Regions from separate parts of the Homo sapiens genome. Here region 2 is linked to region 1. A link is an interaction called in ENCODE POLR2A ChIA-PET data of the cell type or tissue named here. Cell type or tissue: PC-9. All regions are shown on one strand. Each heading gives the region's core, and the rest is flanking DNA. Links, peaks and the distances in the headings are about the cores only.

Region 1 (4,410 bases), core at 265-4,264:
ATAATGGGTTAGTTTGAGGAATAATAATTTCAACACTACTCATTATAATATTTAAAATAATTATGTGAATATATATTTAATACATAAACATTTGAAAATCTAAACATAAAAATAAAAAGATAAATGCAAAATTTAATTATGATACTGCATTATTACCAAAGGATAACTGAGTTCTGTGTATCTGATCCCCTGTCAAAAAGAAACAACAGGCAAAAAAAAAAAACACAATAAAAGTATGTTTTGATCACCAAGGTTGAAGCTACTGTGAAAGCAAAAGTCTACACCTTGTATTAGTTTTTCTACTCTTCGTTGTTGAAATACTTAAGGCAATAATAAATGACTTGCATGTTGAACATCAGTAAAAACATGGCAGCTAAGTTTCCGCAACTAATATTTAAAGCAGCACAAATGGCCAAGGCTTTGTGTTTGCACTTCTGTGTAGGTCATCTCTTCTATGAGCATACTCTGCAGAATGGCCAAGATTAAGAGTGAATTATTGTTTTGGCTTTTAATTTTCACTTTTTATTTATTTTACAAGAGTGAATTACACAATTTGACAACTTGTATTTTTATTTTTTTAATTTTTTAATTAATACATAATCATACATATTTATGGGGTACATATGTTATTCTGATAGCTGCATACAATGTGTAATGATCAAACCAGAGTATTTTGATATGTATTGTCTCAAATACCTATCATTTCTTTGTAAGGGAACATTTCAAATCTTTTCTTCTAACTATTATGAAATATACAATATATTGTTAACTATAATCAGTCTACTCTGCTATCGAAAGCTATGACTTATTCTTTCTTTGTAAATATATGTTTGTACCCATTAACTAACCTCTCTTTATCCCCTCTCCAACCTTCCCAGGCACTGGTAACTACAATTCTATTATCTACCTCCATGAGATCAACTTTTTCTGCTCACCCATATGAAAAAAAATATAAAAAATATGTTTATTAGTCAGAGTGTGCTCTCTTTAATCCTGGCTGTCTGAACACCATGCATCTCCACGCATTCTGCACAAATAATTTTAGACACTGGTAAGTCATAATTATACTCTTAGATCTCAAGCTTGTTGAGGATGTCATTGCTTTTGACATGTAAAAAGAGTAATGGCACCAGGGAAGATTATAGAAACATAAAAGTAGATGCTTTGTGTTGCTTCTATCTATTTGTGACAAATCCTGGCTAGTAAATAACATGAAAAAAGATGAATTTCCAAATAGATAATGACAACTTGATCAAAGGAAGAAAAAAAATGAGTCATACACAACAGGTTTAATCAGGTTAATTAGAATCTGGGTTGCATTTTGGACCTGGGAATACTTATCAACAGGCTGTCATTGGAAGGATTATCTTCATTTAGTCTAAGGAGCATGGCAGGTGTGTAGCATTTGGATATAATGTCTCGCACTAGCTCTCTGGGAAGAAGCTCTCTCACAGAGTTGCAATTTAGCAGGCTGCCTCAACATAAACTGAACAATTCCTGGTGCTCTCGCTGTTATAATGTCTGGAAGCATCATTGACTGGTGGAAATGTTCATGGGGTTACAAAGGAAGGAAGAGAGGAGGGGATAGAAAAACAAAGAGAAAACGGGAAAAATAATGGTAAGGAGGACATGTAGAGGAGGAGAATGAGAGAGCAAAGGAGGGGAGTTACAAGAGGAAGGAGAAGTGGCCAAAAGAAGACAAGAAAGATATTGTGGAAGAACTTCAAGCATCCAGAATCACAATAAATTTATAAATACACAGCAAATGACTTTCAAATAAAACACTAACCTCACTTTGGGGAATGCAATCTGGTAAGACAGTTTTCTCTTGATTTATCTTTTATTTAAAATGGTCCCTCGGTTTCTTTTTCTTTCTTCGTCCTCCTCTTCCTTTACTCAGTTCTCCAATCCTCCTCCTTCTTCATCTTAATACATGCACTATTAGAAATGTCAGGCCGGGCGCCGTGGCTCACGCCTGTAATCCCAGCACTTTGGGAGGCCGAGGCGGGCGGGTCACGAGGTCAGGAGATAGAGACCATCCTGGCTAACACGGTGAAACCCCGTGTCCACTAAAAATACAAAAAATTAGCCGGGCGTGGCGGCGGGCGCCTGTAGTCCCAGCTACAGCTACTCGGGAGGCTGAGGCAGGAGAATGGCGTCAACCCGGGAGGCGGAGCTTGCAGTGAGCGGAAATCGCGCCACTGCACTCCAGCCTGGGAGACAGGGAGACTCCGCCTCAAAAAAAAAAAAAAAAAAAAAAAAAAAAAGTCAGTGAATCCAAAACACTTCCTTAAGCTGCAAGAAGTACACATTTTAACTCAGCCATAAACAAATGACAGGGAAATTGAATGACATGATATTACTAATTTCTTTGCAAATATCATACATTCCTTGAAGGATAGAAGCTGGTTCAATGGCTTGTATCTGCCTCACCTGAGGAGGCATTAGTGGTTGTAAGGATAACAAGAGAGGCATGTGACATGTAATTAGAAAAAAGTAACCAAAAAATTTCAGTTGCATAGAGCACAAAGGAAGAAACAAAAAACTGTTTTTGCCTTCATAGGCACTAAAGGTATTTTTTAATTGCTGTGTATTTATGATATAGTTTGTTCATTTCTATTTTTTATTTGGTTAGACATTTAAATGCTCATCCTATTCCACTAATACAAAACACACTCAACATACACACATGCATATATGCAATCCTGCTAGATAAGAGGGGACATGGAGAAAAGTTTTATTTCTTACTTATCTTCTAGTTTTCTATTTACTAGAACATAATAGATTATATGCACATATTAGATTCCAAAAATTAGACGTATAAACCTTAAAAACCTGTATACCTCCAAAATAACTTAGTTTACTATAAAATTAATATTTTGGACTAAAATGTAAAATCTTAGACAATAATATTGTCTGAAAGAGACAATAGATGCCTACTTTTAATTAAAAGTCAATTTTTCAGCAATCTCATTACTGGGTATATACCCAAAGGAATATAAATCGTTCTATTACAAAGCTACTTGCACACATATGTTCACTGCAGCACTATTCACAATAGCAAAGACATGAAATCAACCCAAATGCCCGTCAATGGTAAACTGTATAAAGAAAATGTGGTATATATACACCATGGAATACTATGCAGCCATAAAAAGGAATGAGATCACGTCCCTTGCAGGGACATGGGCGAAGCTGGAAGCCATTATTCTCAGCAAACTAATGCAGGAACAGAAAAGCAGATACCACATGCTTTCACTTAGAAGCTGAAGGATGAGAACACATGGACACAGGGAGGGGAACAACACACACTGGGGCCTGTTGGGGAGGGCAGGGTGGGGAAGAACACTGGGGAAAAGACCTAATGCATGCCGGTCTTAATACCTAGATGATGGGTTGATAGATGCAGCAAACCACCATGGCACATGTTTACTTATGTAACAATCCTGCACATCCTGCACATGTATCCTGGAACATTGAAGAAAAAGTCAATTGCTATAAAATAATACAAATTGTTCTATTACTATTCATCTAGCACTGCAAGTCTTTTGACAAAACTTCAAGCACCTCTCCTTCCTTTCCAGTTCTCTGATTTATGAAGACATTCTCTCTCAATAATTAAAAAATGTTTTAAGTATTATTTTCTGATATTGATAATTTTATTTCAAATATGATACTTAAAATATATTTATTGATTTTAAAAAATTATATTTTTTACTTTACTAACTTTTTATAATTTAGTTCTTCTATTAATACTTTCATATTTATATCTATACCCTCAATCATTCCCATATGCTAATATTACACATTAATATTTTGTTACAAAATTCAGTAATTTTTAAAATTATAGAATGTATTAAGTATTGTGTTATATTTATTAAAGCAAGCATTTACAAGTGAGCTGCATAATACATTCTGAGTATGTCATTTGCTTAAGTCTCCACTTATTTAATATTTTACTTTTGTTATTCTCACATTTTTTTTAGATTTCATCAGCAAATTGTCTCTAAACTCTTCACTACATCTCTAAACAGTTTCATATTGTGATCATAACATTTAATAGATTGCTTCCTATTTATTTCATTGATACCATTCCTCATACAGCTGACAATCCTCCTGCTTCAATCTCAACATTCAGCCAAAGAGATAAGAAAAGGTATGACACAGAAAAAATGGAAACATAATTTTAGAATAAAAGGAATCATCAGAGGATACAAAGCACCTCATTCAAGACAGAAACGAAGTACTCAGTAGAAAAGTTGGAAGTTAGGTAAGTTATCCTAAAAGATAAAGAGAAACACTAAATGAAAAATAGTAAGTAAAAGATGAGCACCTTCCTTAGTTAATGTATTAAACAACTTGCTGGTATACCACGGCAAGCAGGCACCCCAGAAACCAACAGAATGGATT
Region 2 (4,410 bases), core at 150-4,149, 450 kb after region 1:
ACTCCACATGGTCTATGCACCATTAAAGCAAATTATCTTAATTATTATAAAATGAAAGAAATCTACATGAAGTGTCATGGAAAGATGTGGGAGCATATCATAAATTGCAGCATGTTGCAAATTAGCAAGTTATAGAACAATATGCTCAGTATTATTCCTTCATATAGAAAAATACATACATATGAACACCCATCAGGATGGAAACACAGGTATATGTGTAAGTATTTCTTTCACAATTTGTTTAAGTTAATAAAATAATACTCTCTCTATATATAAAACTGTTTACCAATAAATGTGGTCATCTAGATAAAATGGACAATTTAGTAAGATAATCTATATTTTAAAAAGTGACCTAAAATCAGGTAGAAAAATTGAGTAGGCCAATATTCATTGAATAAATTGAAAATATAATCACAGATTTAAAATCTTTCCAAAATAAAATTCTATCAAACTTCAAAAGACATTGCTTAAAGTATTTCAAAATATAGGAGGAAAAAAAAAGCCTACCAATCTCTATAATAACATAAACATGAGTATTACATCTACAATTAAAATAAGAAGAGACTGAACTCAAATACTAACATACACACAAAAAAACTTCTAAATAAAGTATTACCAATTTGAACCTAGAGTTATTTTTAAATAATGCTTTTTAAATGTATTATTTATCCCATAAATATAAAGGTGGCTTGATAGTAAAATAATTATTAGCAATATTTCACTAATTTAAGAGATTAAAAAAGACAATTTGATATCATCTTGGTAGGTACTATAAATAACAAATTGACAACAATTTTAATAACCACCCTTGATTAAAATAAAAACCTATAAGTCATGTAGCTATATTATAATATATATTTGCCATAAGCTTGTTATTTTTAGGTGTAATTTTCCAGTAGGTAAAAATCATGGTGCTCAGACAAATATAAAATAAATGCCAGTTAGAGATTTGTTTAATTTATTATTTAATGAGGAAAAAAGTAAGATATTGTGGCCAGTTTGGAGGGCATTATGAACTAAGCATGTATAAACAGCGCTAGAAAAAGATTGCTGGATTAGATACAATATTGATTTATGTATGACAGGGTCATAAACATTTAAGGGTTATCTGGTCTACCAGAGGAACATTATTTGCATCTTTACTAGATCAAAAAGTCTACTGGACCAAAAAGTCTTCAAGTTAACATGGAATCTGGGACATTAATAAATAATAAACTGTGAGACAAGCTAAGTACATTCCCCTAGATCATCACTGGGTAACTGTTGCTCCCATTTTGCATTAAAAGGATGTACTGCATGCTTTTATGCCTTAATTTGAAAATTTCAGATGAGTTTTCTGACAATATAGAGTATCTTCATGGGATTCCCAGAAATTACGTTTTCATTGTGTTTCATTGTGGCACACTGAAAACATTTGAGCTGATATCACAACCATTAATCTACCACTATCACTATTTCTCTGCAACTTTAGATTTTAAATTCCATGCTAGTTAGTTAGGTTAATGTTAGTTTTCATCACCTGCATGTATGCAATACCTTGGTACAACATCAAGAACTTTGTTGGGACTAAATACTTTTAATATAATATAACAGACTGTATGCTACATAAAAGAAGAGACTGGATCTCTTTCATCTGTTATTGAATATACAACATGAAGGATAGCTTTTTGCATAAAAAATGTGCTTCATAAATAAGTTGAAGGAAAGCATAAATTAAGGAATGAATTAATTTTTATCACTAATGCATTAAGAACTATTCTAACAGAGAGTAGATAAAATTAGACTGAAGCAGTAGTTTTTAGTTTAGAAAAAAATCTAGTGTTGAACAAGAAAGCAATGTGTAAAGATGAATATGAGAAATAATCTTTCATGAACTCATGTAGCAAGGAATGCAAGTGTCCTGGAAAGGAAGGGTCCAAACCAAGATCCAGGCAGGCTGGTGATAGCCACACTTAAAATTCTTAATTGCGCAAGAGAACAAAATATAAAAAAGCTGTAGCATGTAGTGTGGAATCCCTACTTAGCTTTAAAAATAATCAGGACTTTCTTGACCTCAGGCTTGCAAACTTCACTTAGCAAAACAAAGCCTCTGCAATTAGGCTCATCATTTTTAGATATTTCCTTCATTAAATGCCATCGTTACCTATCATCTGCTATTACTACAGCAGAGATACAAACAGAAAGCGATTTACTCTTCCTCCACTGTCCTCTCAAATGCAAATTGTGTACTATTTCTTCCTTGTGTCTTAAATAAAACTCCTAATTTGGGAAATATCTTTTGAAAAAATGAAAATTCTTCCACAATAGCTTTAGTCCTCAAAATAGTTATAGTCTAGCAATTAAAAATAAATTTCTATTGTGTATTTGTACCACATTTTCTTTATGCATTCATCCGTTGTTGGACACTGAGGCTGATTCCACACCCTGGCTCTTGTGAATAGTGCTACAATAAACATACAAGTGCAGATCTCTTCGACATACTGATTTCCTTTATTTTGGATACATCCCCAGCAGTGGGATTACTGGATCATATGGTAATTCTATTTCTAGTGTTTTGAGGACCCTCCATACTTCTAGGGAGACCCCCTGAAACTATGGCTATAGAATAAAAGATGAAATGCTCCTGATTATTGTAAATACAAAATTGCATGCAGGATTGTGTAAAGACAAGGCCAGGTTGGACTGCCAGAATGAGCCAACAGCGTGTGATGTGCTTCCCCCTGCAGAGAGCCTATGAATGGACATGCAGTCAGGGAGGTTTAACATCACCAAGATTCCTATCCCAGAAAAGCAGATGTTCATAGCTCTGGGAACTTGTGGAGAGCCTATAAACAGACACATGGTGGGGCACCTTTCCATATGGATAAGATAGGGCTATAAATGCCCTCACCTTGCCACGGCTCTTCTAGGCCTCTTTAGGGTTAAGGCATACTCCCTTCTGAGAATTCCTGGTCTAACCGGTTGTCTAGCTTCATGTCCTGTTTCTATGGATTGTTTGTAACCAGCTTTTGCTGCAACTGTTATTGCCAATTAATATCTTGCTAATCATAGGTTATGGAAAAATTGTGTTTCTGTTTTCAGGCTCTGTTAGAAATTACTGACACACACACTATATTGTAAATTCTTATCTCTGTATATGTACTTCTACATCCAAATGTACTGTACTTCTACATACAAATGTTATGTTAAAAAATTACTTCATGCCCATGTGACCATCTCACCTCATAATCAAATGACTCTAATCCCTCACTAACCTACCCCTGCCCTCACTAAACTTAATAATAAATGCTGGTATATCCAGTGCATTGTTGGCACCGTGGGACCAGAAGTTTGTGACCCCCCTGGACCCAGCTTTCACTATCTTGTGTGTGTCTATTATTTCTCAACCTGCCGATCCACCTGGGAACAAAGAGAGAGCCCCGTTGCATTGAGGGCTGCTGGCCAGATCCCGCAGTACATACTGTTCTCCATAGTGGTTGTACTAATTTACATTTCCCCCAACGATGTACAAGGAAGGGTTCCTCTTTCTCCACATCCTTGCTGTCAATTGTTAGTGCCTGTCTTTTGGATAAAAGCCATTTTAACTTGGGTGAGATGATATCTCATTGTAGTTTTGATTTCCATTTATCTGATGATTAGAGATGTTGAACATTTCTTCATATACCTGTTGGCCATTTGTATATCTTCTTTTGATAAATGTCTATTCTGATCTTTTGCCCATTTTTAATTGGATTATTTGATTATTTTCTATTGAGTTGTTAGAGGTCCTTGTATCTTGGTTATTAATCCCTTGTCAGATGAGTAGCTTACAAATATTTATCCCATTTTGTGGGTTGTCTCTTTACTGTTGATTGTTACCTTTGCTGTGCAGAAGCTTTTTAACTTGATGTGATCCCATTTGTCCATTCTTGCTTTGGTTGCCTGTGCTTTTGAGATACTACTCAAGAAAACTTTGCCCAGACCAATGTCCAGTGCTTTTTTCTGGTAGCTTCAATGGACTATCATGTAAGCATTAGAAATCCTGTCATTTGTAATGACATGGATGGAACTGGAGGACATTGTGTTAAGTGAAATAACCCAGTTACAGAAAGACAAATTTCACATATTCTCACTAATATTTGGGAGCTAAAAGAAAATGAACTCATGGGGATATAGAGTAGATTGATGGGTACTAGAAGTCTGGGAAGCATAGCAGTGAGGGAAGGATAATGTAAGAAGGGTTAAAGGAGACAAACACACAGAATGAATAAGATCTGGTATTTGGTAGACCAATAGGGTGGGTTTAGTTCACAATTGTTTATTGTGTGAATATATGTTAAAATAACTAAAAGAGTGAAATTGGAATGTTCCTAACAAAAAATAATAAGTACATGAGGTGATGGATGCTACAATTACCCTCATTTGATCATT

Evidence for each region. ChIA-PET counts read pairs that join two places held together with the same protein. Peaks named below come from ENCODE experiments on the same cell type or tissue, not always from the same donor. Only the 100,000 strongest peaks of a DNase experiment are listed, where the experiment ranks them.
Region 2: POLR2A ChIA-PET joins it to region 1 with 7 read pairs; 3 of 35 experiments call an interaction of 5 or more read pairs at or near these places.

Annotation. Positions count from the first base shown.
Region 1 is chr11:38,335,048-38,339,457 of GRCh38, forward strand. LOC105376634 (a long non-coding RNA gene) reads right to left here and starts at 2,248. Exons shown (of 3, transcript XR_931202.2): 1 at 1,790-2,248. In PC-9, for the core only: no CTCF peak of the experiment used is centred there; a DNase peak (open chromatin) is centred at 2,254; H3K4me3 peaks cover 2,083 bases; H3K27ac peaks cover 830 bases.
Region 2 is chr11:38,782,396-38,786,805 of GRCh38, forward strand. No RefSeq gene overlaps it. Among named protein-coding and RNA genes, the nearest start is that of LINC01493, 140 kb to the left of the region's middle. In PC-9, for the core only: no CTCF peak of the experiment used is centred there; no DNase peak of the experiment used is centred there.